2 separate regions of the Mus musculus genome follow, and region 2 is linked to region 1. Evidence: chromatin loops called from intact Hi-C (ENCODE). Cell type or tissue: heart. All regions are shown on one strand.

The links. A loop is a pair of places that touch in the nucleus more often than their neighbours do. Peaks named below come from ENCODE experiments on the same cell type or tissue, not always from the same donor. Only the 100,000 strongest peaks of a DNase experiment are listed, where the experiment ranks them.
Region 2: it touches region 1 in a loop (5-fold over the local background); 13 of 42 quality-filtered maps call a loop at or near these places.

The regions. Positions count from the first base shown.
Region 1 is chr19:39,107,715-39,115,714 of GRCm38, reverse strand. Cyp2c66 (cytochrome P450, family 2, subfamily c, polypeptide 66) reads right to left here and starts at 1,817. Exons shown (of 9, transcript NM_001011707.1): 1 at 1,619-1,817. The coding sequence starts at 1,786. In heart, no CTCF peak of the experiment used is centred here; no DNase peak of the experiment used is centred here.
Region 2 is chr19:39,182,807-39,190,806 of GRCm38, reverse strand. It overlaps Cyp2c66 (cytochrome P450, family 2, subfamily c, polypeptide 66), which reads right to left. Exons shown (of 9, transcript NM_001011707.1): 8 at 6,874-7,015; 9 at 4,051-4,358. The coding sequence ends at 4,177. Among named protein-coding and RNA genes, the nearest start is that of Cyp2c66, 73 kb to the right of the region's middle. In heart, no CTCF peak of the experiment used is centred here; no DNase peak of the experiment used is centred here.

The DNA.
Region 1 (8,000 bases):
AAATTCTGACACCATTGCATACACTTGCAAGATTTTGCTGAAAGGACCCAGATATAGCTGTCTCTTGTGAGGCTATGCAGGGGCCTAGCAAACACAAAAGTGGATGCTCACAGTCTTCTATAGGATGGAACACGGGGCCCCCAATGGAGGAGCTAGAGAAAGTACCAAAGGAGCTGAAGGGGTCTGCAACCCTATAGGTGGAACAAAAGTATGAACTAACCAATACCCCCCCCCCCAGAGCTAGTGTCTCTAGCTGCATATGTAGCAGAAGATGGCCTAGTCAGCCATATTGGGAAGAGAGGCCCCTTGGTCTTGCAAACTTTATATGCTCCAGTACAGGTGAATGCCAGGGCCAAGAAGTGAGAGTGGGTTGGTAGGGGAACAGGGTGGGTGGAGGGTATAGGAGATTTTTGGGATAGCATTGGAAATGTAAATGAAGAAAATATCTAATAAAAGATGAAAAAAACAAGAAGTGGAAGATCAGAAGATGGAAAGAACTCTAATGCATATAGATTGCTAACATTAACTAAGTAAAATATCTATACTACCAAAAGCAATCTACAGATTCAATGCAATTTCCTTCAAATTTTCAACAAAAGGGCTCTCAGGCTTTGAAAAGACAATTATTAACTTCATATGGAAAAACAAAAACTCCAATATAGCTACAACAATCCTGTAGAATGTCTGGTTGCATCAGCATCCCTGATTTCGAGCACTAAGACACACATATAGTAATACAATGGTATTGTAATAAAAACAGACAGGTGTATCAATAGAATTGAATTAAAGACCCCCAAAAATATATTCACACACCTATGGACATTTTTATTATTTTTTATTTTTATAGAAGACAGTAATATGAAATGAAAAAAAGAAAGCATCTTCAACAAATATTGCTGGTGTAACAATGTGTCTGAATACAAAAGGATACAAGTTAAACTATACCCTCTAGCTTTAGATATTCTGTATTTTAAGTGATACCAATATTTCTTCATCATCGAGGCTGCTTTGCTGACTACAAGCATTATGAACAAATAGAAAATCTGTACAAGGTGCAGCATTTTCCAGAAGCAAGTTCTAACACATGTCACATTCTTGTTCCCAGAAAAGGGTGTGTTAGGACTGAAAAGACTTCTAATTGCTACTACTAAGTCCTGAATGACTACTTAGTCCTATCATTTTTTTGTTGTTGTTGTTCAGACACACAGCTACTTTCTGGATAGCAGATGAATGTTAATTCTTCACAGAATTTGTTTTGCACATTTGTTTGCACATTCTATGTAACATGCATGGCTAAAATAGGTGAAGGAAATCTCTATTTCCTTTGTTTTTCCTTCAGCCATTAACTGAAGGTATTAAGAAGGAAAAACTGCAACTTTACTACACAGTGATTCTCATTCTACTAAACAGCCTTTAATATTTAACTAGTCATACCACATTGCCTTGTATTATAATTTCTGAGAGTGACATGATGAAAAATACAACTAGCCCATCAAGCTTAGGTAACAGTTTTCTAATCTTCTATTGTATAGAGCATGCCCAGCCATATTTTTCACTTAAACATTGGCCCCATTTACTTCCCTTTGAGTGCTTCTGGGAAAACCAAATGTATACTTACATTCCTCAGAGATTTGCTGATGTCCTTAAGATCTAGCTGAAGAATATTTCCAATGATGGGAAGAGGTGTGGGGCCAGGAGGAAGGTTTCTTCTCTGAGAATTCTGCTTCCATAGTGAAAGGAGAAGCAGACATGTGAGAAGAAGCCCCAGAAACACACCTAGAACCATTGCTTGCTTCTCAAGATATGACTGTGCACATAACCAAAAGCTTATATAAGGAAGTCTGCTAACACATATGTGAGTCTCTGATACAAAACAGACCAACCAGAAACAACACTTAATCTCTCCTCGCAGGGGACTTTGTTCCAACATAGTGATTAAAGTGCTGGCTCCTTTGCTCTCATTTATACAACAGCATATCCTTATAATGGATTGGGTTTGAAAAATTTAGGTGAAAGGGTTTCCTGCTTTGTAGCCACAATTGAAAAAGAAACAGTAAAGGTACTTCATGACAGAAAATTGGAAGTTGTAAAAAATTCAGAGGTCTTAATTTAATGAACACTAGAGGACTTATAATATTATAGAAGTTTAATATTTTATATAACTGGCAAATAAAAAGGAATTTTATATTGTATAAAACATTAACTGTTCTCTCACAAATAACACAACAGAGTTTTCAAAAAATATACTAACATTACAAAGACACTAACATAAAATATCAAACAACATATACTGTGAATGATAATACAATAAGCTTTTAATTAAAATAATGAGGATAATTTTTATCATAAGATAAATTTTAAGATTGAAACATAGACGATAACATTTTATATTTCAAATATGGAAGGGAACTTTCTGTCAGGAACCTGTCGTCCTGACACTTACTCGTAGATGTCGAGTAAATCTGATAACCACTGTTATACACTATTACTTACACATCAGAATAATCCCATCAACTAAAACATATACCACATTAGAAATTGCCCTAATATAAATCCTCTGCACTTCTTATAAAGCCAGAAGTACCACATTAAATGAACACCTTCCATTACTTCAAGGTTAATACAGTAGGATATTCTCACAAAGAAACAATAAAAAAAATCTATTTTCTTCTCCATAATGAAGAAAGACTGAACCTCAGAGAACTTGGTTACAACAACTCAGAAAATTATAGGTTTCAGAATGTTATTAATGTATTTTAATTTGTCATTTTCCCAAAAAAATTAAATGATACACAACAGAAAGCAAACTCATGAGCAGAACAACTGTGTGTGATAGAAGATGAGTGTTGATGGGCAGTGGTGGTGCAGAGGAGGAGGACGAGGAGGACAAGGAGGTGAGAAGGACAAGGAGGATGAGGACAAGGAGGACGAGGACGAGGACGAGGACAAGGAGGAGAAGGAAGGAGAAAAGAAGAAAAAGAAGGAGGAGGAGGAGGAGGAGGAGGAGGAAGAGGAGGAGGAGGAGGATGAGAAGGACGAGGAGGACGAGGACAAGGAAGAGAAGGAAGGAGAAGGAAGGAGAAGGAAGGAGAAGGAAGAAGAAGAAGAAGAAGAAGAAGAGGAGGAGGAGGAGGAGGAGGAGAGGGAGGAGGAGAAAAGGAAAGAAAGAAAGAAAGAAAGAAAGAAAGAAAGAAAGAAAGAAAGAAAGAAAGAAAGAAAGAAAGAAAGAAAGAGAGAGAGAGAGAGGGAGGGAGGGAGGGAGGGAGGGAGGGAGGGAGGGAGGGAGAGAGAGAGAGAGAGAGAGAGAGAGAGAAAGAAAGAAAGAAAGAAAGAAAGAAAGAAAGAAAGAAAGAAAGAAAGAAAGAAAGAAAGAAAGAAAGAAAGAAAGAAAGAAAGAAAGAAAGAAAGAAAGAAAGGCGGGCGGGTTCTGGTTGGGGCCAGCCCAGCCATCTTCCCCCTGAACCCTGCAGAGGCTGCCAAGGACCCCAGAGTACTCTTCATGTTGTGGGACCTTGGGATCATCTCAGAATCACAGGTGAGTGGAACTCAACATCAGCTCCAAAGAATCTTGGCCAGCAGGATCAGGGACAAAGAAACCCTGCCCAACCAGAGGCTGGTATTCATTCTGGTAGGGTCCAGCCCCGCTATCTTCCATGTGAACCCTGCTGAGGGTGCCAAGGGCCCCAGAGGACTCTCCACACCCCAGGACCCCTACCACACCCAGGACCTCCTGATCACTGGAGAGCACGTGGGCAACAGAAGCAACAGAGCTTCTTGGACAGGATCCCTTCCAAACTTCATCCTTAGCCAGGAGGCAGAGCTGAGACCCAGACCCCTGGGCACCTTCCTTGCCAAAGGAGAGTCAGCCTACAGGGAGGGCTCTGACCCCAGGACTCAGGAGGTGGATCAGAGCTCCAGATTTCTGGACACCTGCCCTGCAAGAGGAGAGCTTGCCTGCAGAGAGTGCTCTGACCACTGGGACTCAGGTGAGAGTTGGACACCCAGGAGTGCTGACAGAGGCTAATAGAATCACAGGAGGATCAAGCTCCAGCAAGAGACAACTAGACCATTAACACCAGAGATTACCAGATGGCGAAAGGCAAACGTAAGAATCTTACTAACAGAAACCAAGAACACTGGGCATCATCAGGACCCAGTACACCCACCACAGCGAGTACTGGATACCACAACACACCCGAAAAGCAAGAATAGCATTTAAAATCAGATCTCATGATGGTAGTAGAAGATTTTAAGAAGGGCATAATAACTCACTTAAAGAAATACAGAACACTGCTAAACAGGTAGGAGTCCTTAAAGAGGAAACACAAAAATCCCTTAAAGAATTACAAGAACACTTCTCCATTGCTGGTGGGATTGCAAGTTTGTACAACTACTCTAGTAATCAGTTTGGTGGTTCCTCAAAAAATTGGACATAGTTCTACAGGAAGATCCAGCCATACCACTCCTGGGCATACACACAGAAGATGCTCCAACATGTAATAAGGACGTATGCTCCACTATGCTCATAGCATCCTTATTTATAATGGCCAGAAGCTGGAAACAACCCAGATGTCCCTCAACAGAGGAATAGATAAAGAAAATGTGGTACATTTACACAATGGAGTACTACTCAACTATTAAAAACAATGAATTTATGAAATTCTTAGGCAAATGGATGGATCTGGATGATATCATCCTAAGTGAGGTAACCCAGTCACAAAAGAACACACATGATGTGCACTCACTGATAAATGGATATTAGCACAGAAGCTCAGAATACTCAAGATACAATTTGCAAAACACATGAAACTCAAGAAGAAGGAAGACCAAAGTGTGAATACTTTGATCCTTCTTACAAAGGGGAACAAAATACCGATGGGAGGACATACAGAGACAAAGTGTGTAGCAGAGACTGAAGGAATGACCATCAAGAGACTGCCCTACCTGGGGATCCATCCCATAAACAACCACCAAAACCAGACACTATTGTGGATGCCAGCAAGATTTTGCTGACAGGAGACTGATATATCTGCCTCCTGAGAGGCTCTGTCAGTGCCTGACAAATACAGACGTAGATGCTCAGAGACATCAACTGGATGGAGCACAGGGTCCCCAATGAAGGAGCTATAGAAAGTACCCAAGGAGCTGAAGGGGTTTGTAGCCCCATAGGAATAACAACAACATGAACTAACCAGTACCCCCAGATCTCCCTTGGACAAAACCACCAATCAAAGAAAACACATGGTGGGACTTGTGGTTCTAGCTGCATATGTAGCAGAGGACAGCCTAGTCAGTCATCAATGAGAGGAGAGGCCCTTGGTTTTGTGAAGGTTCTATTCCCCAGTAGAGGGGAATGCCAGGGCCAGGAAGCAGGAGTGGGTAGGTTGGGGAGCAGAGGGAGGGGGAAGGATTGGGGATTTTTGGAGAGGAAACTGTGTAATGGGATAACATTTGAAATGTAAATAAAGAAAATATCTAATTAAAAAGAGAGAGAAAAGAAAGAATGGAAACAGGCAACCTCAGGAGGTAGGAGGCTTTGGGGACCCTCCAGAATGCACCAGAAACATGGGAGGTGAGAGACTCAGGAATCAAAGGGAAGGACCTTAGAGGAAATGCCAGACAGTAGGGAGAGGGAATTATAGAGCCCACCTCCAGCAGGAAGACAGGGCATTAAATGAGGGTCAGGGGAGGGGTGCATCCCAAAGTCACAACTCTGACCCATAATTATTCCTGTCTGAAAGAATTCCAGGGATGGAAATGGAGAGGAGCCTGAGGAAAAGTAGGTCATGTGGCAAGCACAAAGAGGGATCCAGCTCAAGGAGAGGGCCCAAGACCTGACACTATCACTGAAGCTATGGAGTGCTCACAAAAAGGGACCTAACATGTCTGCATTCTGGAAGACCCAACAAGAAGCTGAAAGAGTCAGAGGCAGTGTTGCACCCAACCAATGGACAGAAGCAGCTGACCTTATTGTTGAATTAGGGAAAGTCTGAAAGAAGCTGAGAAGAAGGGCAACCCTGTAGGAGGACCAGCAGTCTCAATTAATCTTGACCCCCAAGATCTTTTAAACACTGGACCACCATACAGGCAGCATACACCAGCTGATATGAGACCACCAACACACATACAGCAGAGGACTGCCAAGTTTATGTTCCTTCAGAAATGATGCACCAAACCCTCAAGAGACAGGATCCCACAGGGAATTTAGAGGTCAGGTGGCATGGAGGATGGGGACATTCACATGGAGACAGGGGACTGGGGAGGAGGATTAATTAATTTAGTTAATTAATTAATTAATTTTTTAAAAAAGTTTATGCCTACTGCCAGACTTAGGGAGACATTTTCTCAGTGTAGGTTCACTGTTTCCAATGACTCCAGCTTGTGACTAGTTGACATAAAACTAGTCATCATAATTCTGTAATTGATAAGAATAAAAAATACTATATAATAAATAAGGAAGGCTAAATACAGAGGAGTTTCTATGGCTTTAGTAAACCATCAGTGCTTGGGGATGTTAGAAATTATAGTGTAAAAGGACCAGACTGCTCAGAATGGAATGTGAGGTCTCAAACATCATAAAAATCCAAATATTAATGGAATAATGTGTGCTCTTCTAGTTATAATGGCAAAGCTTAAGCACTGGCTTGATATGTACAGAGAGCCTCATATGTGTTGTAAATTGATTGAACTCACGTAGCACAGAAAACTGTCCTTTAAGACTATGTTATACAATATTTCATAAAATATATTATACAAATTCTATATATTGTCTTAAAATGCTCACATCAATATTTCTTATGATTCCATCTACTTTCTTTGTCTAAACCAAAATTATTCCCACTGGGGAGTGAAAGCTGAGCCTTGGAGATTCTGTCCTTTAATTAGAGACATATGTCATTAGAGACAGAGACAGGTAGTAGAACCAGGATTTGAGTCTTTATCCTGCCCATTTTTCCTCCATGTAAACATCCAGTTTTATTGCATTCATCAACCTTTACTGACTGTGCACTGTGATTCATTATCAATCTTAATTAGTCCTACTCAAAACAAACATGACTTTAGTTAATAATTACATCATCATTTTTTTACATACAGGTCAGAAAAGTTTGATTATATTGATCTTTCAAATCTAGTTAATAATTAGATCATCATTTTCTGATGTGGAGGTCAGAAAAGTTCTATTTTAATAATCTTTAGACCTTTAGTGACCCAAAGTCATCTTGCCCTGATATCTTGTGTAAGGTTAACAGAGTTTATTGCCTGATTCATGTTCACCTAAAATCCCAAAGAAACAAAGTTCCATTTACTGAACATACGCTAGACTAAAAAGCATGAGATTTATATTGGAATTAATATTGGAAATTGGTAACCTCTTTTTTTTCCATTTTTATTAGGTATTTAGCTCATTTACATTTCCAATGCTATATCAAAGGTCCCCCATACCCACCCATCCCCACTCCCCTACCCATCCACTCCCCCTTTTTGGCCCTGGTGTTCCCCTGTACTGGGGCATATAAAGTTTGCAAGTCCAATGGGCCTCTCTTTCCAGTGATGGCCGACTAGGCCATCTTTTGATACATATGCAACTAGAGTCAAGAGCTCCGGGGTACTGGTTAGTTCATAATGTTGTTCCACCTATAGGGTTGCAGATCCCTTTAGCTCCTTGGCTACTTTCTCTAGCTCCTCCATTGGGAGCCCTGTGATCCATCCATTAGCTGACTGTGAGCATCCACTTCTGTGTTTGCTAGGCCCCGGCATAGTCTCACAAGAGACAGCTACATCTGGGTCCTTTCAATAAAATCTTGCTAGTGTATGCAATGATGTCAGCGTTTGGATGCTGATTATGGGGTGGATCCCTGGATATGGCAGTCTCTACATGGTCCATCCTTTCATCTCAGCTCCAAACTTTGTCTCTGTAACTCCTTCCATGGGTGTTTTGTTCCCACTTCTAAGGAGGGGCATAGTGTCCACACTTCAGTCTTCATTCTTCTTGAGTTTCA
Region 2 (8,000 bases), 75 kb before region 1:
ACAAAGAAAGATCCTGTCTTGAAAAATAATATAATATAACACAATATAATACAGTACAATATAATACAATATAAAAAATAAAGTGGAGAGGCATTTTCAGATCATCATTCTGTTATCCTGAGGCTTTTCCTGGAATACTGTTTTGTAGAAGTATAGAAGGATAGAGCAAGGGACCATATCCAAAGACCTAGGTCTGTGTGATCTGAATGAAATGCAGACACACCATAGATCTTAAATCCCCTTGGTTGGAATACAAACATACCCAGGTTGGCCTAATGCTGCTTGTATTCTAATCCTAAAACTGGTTCCTCAAGACCTGGTTAACCCAGAGATGAGAGAGTCCACATGTAGACCCAAATGACACTATGTTACCTCACCCCCAAGGTTTTTTTCTGATTAGTAAATAAAGATGCCAACAACCAATAGCTGAGCAGAAGAAACATAGGCAGGGATGAGGATTCCAGAGCTTGGAGTTGGGGAAGAACTATGAGGAAGAGAAGGGAATGGTGGAGAAGCCACCATGGATTAGGTGGGTCATCAAAATGTGGCCCTGAGGGTTGGCAATTGGATTTAAAAGCAGACCAGATGAAATATAGTAAGTAATTACTCAATGTTATCAATAGGAAAGTAAATTCTAATAGCATAGAGGGTGATATCTGCCCAGCTCTTGTGCTATTTAAGGTTTATTGTAAATAATAAAAGGTGAGTGTCTTTTATTCAGAAACTGAAAGATCGAGGCAGGGTAGAAACTCTATGTTGGTATTAAAATTTTCTACAATGCAAGTTTACTATGTACTTTTAAGGTAAAATTAGTTTGTGGAAGGAAACAGCCATGTTTGAAAGTGACATCCAGTTGAGGGGCAGACAAAGTGAAGCATCAGAGAAAGATTTCAAACAAAGAATCAGATAGGATTCACCCAACTCTCACGAGAATGGGACAAGAAAGAGAAGCTATTTAAGAGCAGTGCAAGAAGAGAAAGTCAGTCAGCTCTGTGTAGAACAGTTGAGTGAGTTTGGAGGCAGTGCATTGAGTGCAGTGCAGTGGAGTTGAGCTCGTTCATGAGTTCATGAAGTTCAGTGCAGATCATCAGAGGCAACTGAAGCCAGAGAGTAAGAAGCCAGAAGTTTAGAACACATTTCCAGAGTTAGTTTCAGTTTAAGCAGAACCATTCAGAAAGAAGCTGAGAGAAGACAGATTGAGTTAATCAGCTAGGAGAGAACTTTGGGTCAGAATAGGTGATTTGAACCAGCCAGCCAGAATTCAGAAAGGAATAGAAAGGGTAAGCTTCTTCAACAGTAAGCCTCCAAAACAGCAATTACATCTGATGAATAAAAGTTACATTTATATAAAAAATAGCAAAAGGCAAGATACATGCTACATAAGTTCAGTTTAACAATGAATCATAGTTAATTCCATACAAGTGCATATGTATATATGGTATGTATTGGAAGTAAATTGTAAATGTGCCCGCATATATGTACAGGTATATAAGTTTCTAAGCATTAATATCTTACATTAATGAGTGGTATCAAGTTCTTGTGGATCAACAGATTTCAGGTTAAAATTCTATAAAATGGTAGTAAGGAATAAAAATAACTTCATTTGAGCCAGGTTATCTCTGACACAAATACATTTTCCTGAAAAAAAAAATGTAATTATCTTCTTGTATTCGACTGGAACAGGCACTGTGTTTGCAGCTATAACAAAGAGAATGTCAAGTAGCTTCCTTTGAGAAATGAACTTTAAAAAGATAATGACTGTGTTAGAGTGATGGCTTAGTGGTTAAGAACACTGAATGTTCTTTCAGAAGGTCCTGAGTTCAAACTCCAGCAGGGTGGCACACAACTGTCTATAATAAGATCTGATGCCCTCTTTTGGCATGCAAGTACACATGGTAATACAGCATTTAAATTTTTAACTTCAAAGGTCAATGGTTGACATAAGGCTGAAAGAAATAAAAATGCTAACTAGAATTTAATGATATCTGAATATATATTTGTGTGCTTTCTAGTGATCCAATGATGCTAATGACTTTAGAGTCATAAAATCAAGTTACCGTAGTTCTTATGAATGTAACAAAATGTGTGGAAATTAGAAAAAGTAACTGATGAAACTCCAAGAACTCTGGTCTTGTTTGGGAGAAAATGATGATACACACAGCACACGATTTCCAGGGTGGAAGCATTGATTCATACTTGGTTATAGCGAAGAGTCACAAACTGAAAAGACCATGAGAAGTGTTTATGTTCAGAATAACGCCATCTCAGTGACAGGAATCATGACAGTTAATGTGCCATCCTCCCTAAGTTGGGCCCTTTCTGTATGTTCTCTTATAGAATCATTTTTCTCATTCTGATCCAACCCTGCACTTATTATTAGTGAGACTTGATTAAAAATCCTTGCTACCATTCTTCCTTTCTTTGTATGTATTATTATAAAGAAACAAAACCATCTTAGAACATTATTTTAACTTATTACTACTTGCTTTATGTACAAAGAAGGACAATGGATTAGTTTGTGAGATAGATAGATAGATAGATAGATAGATAGATAGATAGATAGATAGACAGACAGACAGATAGATAGAGATAGAGATAGAGATACATATATAGATACATATATAGATATAGATATATGCCACAGACTGGGCCTAGATGCCCCCCCTCAATCAGCGGGAATCAGGGGTTCGGACAGATGGGCATAGAGTTGGGGAGAATTGACAGACAGATGCAGACACGAGAGAGTGTGTTGGATCTGAATGCAATGTCCAAAGGAACACCAGACTTTTTTATACAGAAGAAAACCAAAACACCAGGTGAACACATCCTCCAAGTTACAGTGACACAAAACAAAAGGAATGCATACGCCAAATGATGGTGAGGACGAGGCCTCGTTTATCACTTAAAATGGAGCCTGGTGAATGCTCTGATGAAATGCTAGTCTATTGCTAAACCCACCACCAGAGGTTCTTTAGTAAATACCTGATTAATGTTATTCCTCTGGGCCTAGCGAAAAAACCTGTACCAGGGGAATCCCCTTCCGCTAACTCTTTCAAGGGACAACCCACCTATTTGCTGGGCCATTGTGTATTCCTGTGTTTGAGTATGACTCAGCTATTGCCCTAAGTAATCACTATGCAGACTAGCCCAGAGCTTTTCTAGCTCTGTTCTTTGTAATTGGTTTCACTGTCTCTACTAGCAGTGAATTTGAATGTTACTGAATAGTTAACATTCTTACTGAACTCCAAGCTCACCATCGGCTTCAAGGATTTTCTAGGAACCATTGGAACACTAGTGGAGGCTTAGCTATATGTCAAAAATCAACCCTTAAAGGTACTTATAATAAAACAATACTGAAAGAGAGCACATGTATCCAAACACCAGACTAACGAAGAGACAAGGTTTGAGTATACAGGCTATGGGAATGTCCAGGACGGTTCCAGGAAGCATAGTTTTCTTGAAACTCTTTGCTTTGTGGGTGCTTCCAGGCCTTTCAGCCTGTCAAGCAGACTTCACTGGAGTGGGCATAGCATACACACACACACACACACACACACACACACACACACACACACACACACACATACACACACACACACACATATATATACATATATACTCTCTCAGAACTCAGGTGCTAGAGCAGGTGATTTGAAACTTAAATTTACCTTCAGCTGCATAATGCTTGAACTACATGAGACCATACCAAAAAAGAAAAAATCTTTGCAAACAGACCAGAATTGTAATACTTTTATTTAAAACACACAGTGCTTTAAAAACTGTCATATTTCTCAGTTTTAAAATAATATGTTAGTAATTCACCATCAGATAAGAACATGGCTGAAATCAATAAATCATTGAATAGCATAGGGAATTGCAGACTTGTTTTGCAGTAACCCTAAAAATTGCCTTAAATAGAAGATAGGAATTTTCTGTACCTTTAAGAGATAGACGGTCAGAGATGTCATGCTTTCTTTGTGTGTATTATGTTGAAGAAACATCTTGATATATTATTTTAGCTTAGTACTACTTGCCTTATAAATAAAGAAGGACATAGATCAGTTTGTGCAGGGATATATATGGAATCCCAGAACTCTGGTGATAGGGTCAGAGAGACATGCCTGACAGAAGAGATAAGCTATACCCTCAAGGAAAGGGCTTTAGGGGGAAATCCATTTAGATGGAAATGAAGCATATCTGGAACTTGGGTGGCACAGAAACAAATCCATTGGCAACTGGAGTAGTATCAAGGTCTTTCAGATCAACTGGAGATTTCAAGTTAAAGTTCTGTAAAATGGTGGTCAAGAATAAAAATAATTCTGTTCGAGCCAGACCCTCTCCCACACAAATCCGTTTTCCTGCAAATAAAAAACAAAGAAAGTAATAAACTCCTTGTGCTTATTGGGTTAAGGACTGTGTTGACAACTGTAATAAAAGAAAACCTATGTCACTCTTTGATATGGATGGATGGATAGTCATTTGGATGGGTAAATTTAAAAATGATTGACATACATTTCTCCATGGCTAATACTAGGAAATACCGTATTAAAGTAGGTGTATAAAAAGCTTTAGAAGGTGAAATAACAGCACTGAACACTGGACTTCCCATCCCCACAATTAAAATAAAGGAACATTTATTACTGCTCATGGAGGTGGGTAGCTGTGATAAACCCTGTTATTTAATGGGGCACAAAAGGATAGATGGTGTACTCCAGAGAATATGAATAATACATCAGAAGAGACAGAATACTACTTCTTTGGAACCAAATATCAGGATAATGTGAAAGACTACCATCAGAGAGGGGAAAGGGAGAACAGACAGTGGGGCAACATGGACAGAAGGTTCCACCCAGACCAAAAAAAAAATCATCTAAAGAAGCAGATAATCATGACACCTCATAAGTAGGGAACTTTAAAGAAAACCTTCTCGTATCTCTTAACAAATACTCAGAGTACTACAGCCAGTAACCATCTTGAGAATAGTCTTAAATTGTAAAAATTAAACAACTCTGGGGACTGAAAAACCTGACATCTTTGCAAACTGAGTCACCACAGATGCAAATCCACATCTACAAATGGACAGGCAGTAGTCAGCAGAAACAGTTGCTTACAAAAGAATATGTGATGTGTACCAAATACAATATGTCCTAAATTGGCTCATGTATTTAATTAAATATGTAGTCCACAGTTGGCAATGCTGTTTATAATGTTCTGGAAACTTTAGTAGGTGGAAGCTTAGAATGAAACTCAGTCACTGGAGATGTGTCTTGAAGGTTTATAGTCTCTCTAGCTTTTAGCCTGCCATCTGTTTCATGTTAAGCCAAGATGTGAAATGAATCTTTCCAGCTACCCCAGAGCTATATATTGCTCTTTCCCTAAGCCTCTCACCAAATAACAAGGGCTGGCTTCAGCCCTTCTGCAGTTCCAGCAGCAGGCAGTGTGCAGTTACTAGGGAACCATCATTTCCCTGCCCAAACTGGGGCTTCTGTGTCATGTCTCTTCCTCCATTATAGACGATCTTCCCTCAAACCATAAGCAGAAATAAACCTTTAAGGTGCTTCTTAACAAGAATTTGTACACAAAATCAAGAAAAGTAACTTGTACAGAAGACTGGTACCAAGGAGTGGGCTATCATGACACTGGCTACCTTCCTCACAGACAGCAACATGCCCTACTATCAAGGAAAACTTCTATAGTAGCTTAATGATATATCTAGACACACAGTCCAACCACGCTATGGTTTAGGTTGGTGAGTTTGGAAAGGATAAGTCAACATTCTAAAGTCCCACTAATGTGGATCAGCAGATACGTTTTGTCTCAGAGAAAGTGCATAGGCATTGGGAATAATGACTAGATCAAAGCTAGTCTGCTATTCTAAAAGAAAATACAAGTTGGAAAGTTTCAAGAGATACATACAAATTATTCTGTTGCCTGGAATTTTTTTTGAAATTCAAATATAATTACATCATTTAATCCTTGCCTTTACTTTCTGTAAATTTTCCCATACCCTGCTTGCTCCCTCTAAAATTTGTGATCTTTCTCTATTATTATTTCATATAAATTACAAATATATGTGTGTGAATGTGTCTATGTATATATACATGTAATTAAATGTATATGTAATATGTGTATATAGATATAAAAATACACCATGGTAAGTCCGTTAATGTTACTTGTATGCATATGAATTAAAAGTTAACAACATAGTATTGTAAAAACAATGAAGAGGCTCATCAATGGGGAGAAAGAAATTTTTTCTGCTCTTAGCATTCTTTAGTTGCCTGTAGTTCTTGGTTTAGGAATGGATCTCCATGAGACTTCCCTATTTCATGTTACCTATTGGTGCTGTACATGCTCAAGTCTTGTTTAGGCAGCAATATATCATGGGTCAAGTTTCCCTGTCACCTCTAGGAGACACAATTTCATGAAGAAAGTTGGCAATCAATATTCCTACCTTGCTGTGATATTGATGAGCCACAATAATGCCAAGCATGTCAAAATGTCCCTAAGGGTTCGATAATGACACACATGCATCTTGTTGGTAAACAGTGGCTGTCTAATTGGGCTTAAAGCCCCCTCAGCAGGTACTGGAAACCTACTCAACTTCTCTGACATAATGAGGTCATGGTTCTACTTATCAATATTTGCAGGCAAGTGTCTAACATTCATCAAAGAAACTTGTCTTTGAAACAAAGAGAAACCCTTAGAGAAATCCATAACTGATAAAAATGCAAAGAGCAGTTGAACATTTTGTGCACAGCTCCAGCAGACACATCTCTAGCACAGCTCCTGAAGCTAGGGCTTAGGGAGCATTGTGGAAGATGGGGTGGAAATATTGTAAGATTCAAAAGACCAGGAAATAATTTTGATTACCTGTTGAGAAAGGAAAAAAGTAGTCACTTTTCTTAAACTTGCCACTCTCATCCAGAAAGTGACTAGGATCAAACCTCTCTGGGTTGAGGAATTCTTTATCATCATATAGCACAGAAGTCAGTGATGCTATGACAGTGGTGCCCTGGAAACAAGAAGAATAAACAAGTCACGTAATATAAAGGTTTAAGAAGTAAGAGGGCCAGGCATGGTGGCACACACCTTTAATTCCAGCACTTGGGAGGAAGAGGCAGGCGGATTTCTGAGTTTGAGGCCAGGCTGGTCTACAAAGTGAGTTCCAGGACAGCCAGAGCTATACAGAGAAACCCTGTCTCCCCAAAGAAGAAGAAGGAGGAGGAGGAGGAGGAGGAGGAGGAGGAGGAGAAGGAGAAGAAAGAAGAAGAAGAAGAGAAGAAGAAGAAGAAGAAGAAGAAGAAGAAGAAGAAGAAGAAGAAGAAGAAGAAGAAGAAGAAGAAGAAGAAGAAGAAGAAAAGAAGAAAAAAGAAAGAAAGAAAGAAAGAAAGAAAGAAAGAAAGAAAGAAAGAAAGAAAGAAAGAAAGAAAGAAAGAAAGGAGAAGAGAAACGGTTCCGGGAATCCAAAGAAAGTAGTCTGCACAGGTGAAAGTGTGCACCACAGAAGCTGACAGCTTCTGGGACAGGCAGGAGCCACAGAGCTTCTGAGGCACCACCCTTTTGGGGCTCCGGGCATCTGGCCACCCTCCCGGCCAGAGGACAGGTGTCCGCCCGGTTCGGGAGGCTTTTGCCTCAGGATCAGCGGTAGCCATCTTGGTTCCGGGACTCTGCCCAAAGTAGTCTGCACAGGTGAGAGTGTGCACCACAGAAACTGACAGCTTCTGTGACAGGACAAAGCAACACAGCTTCTGGAAAAGGTCCTTTTTTTGGCCTACATCTTCGGCCAGGAGAAGGTCCAAACGCCAGATATCTGTGCACCTTCCCTGTAAGAGGAGAGCTTGCCTGGAGAGAGTGCTCTAACCACTGAAACTCAAGAGAGAGCTAGTCTCCCAGGTCTGCTGATAGATGGTAACTGAATCACCAGAGGAACAATCTCTAAACAGAGAAAAATATAACAACTAACTCCAAAGATTAACAGATGGTGAAAGGTAAACATA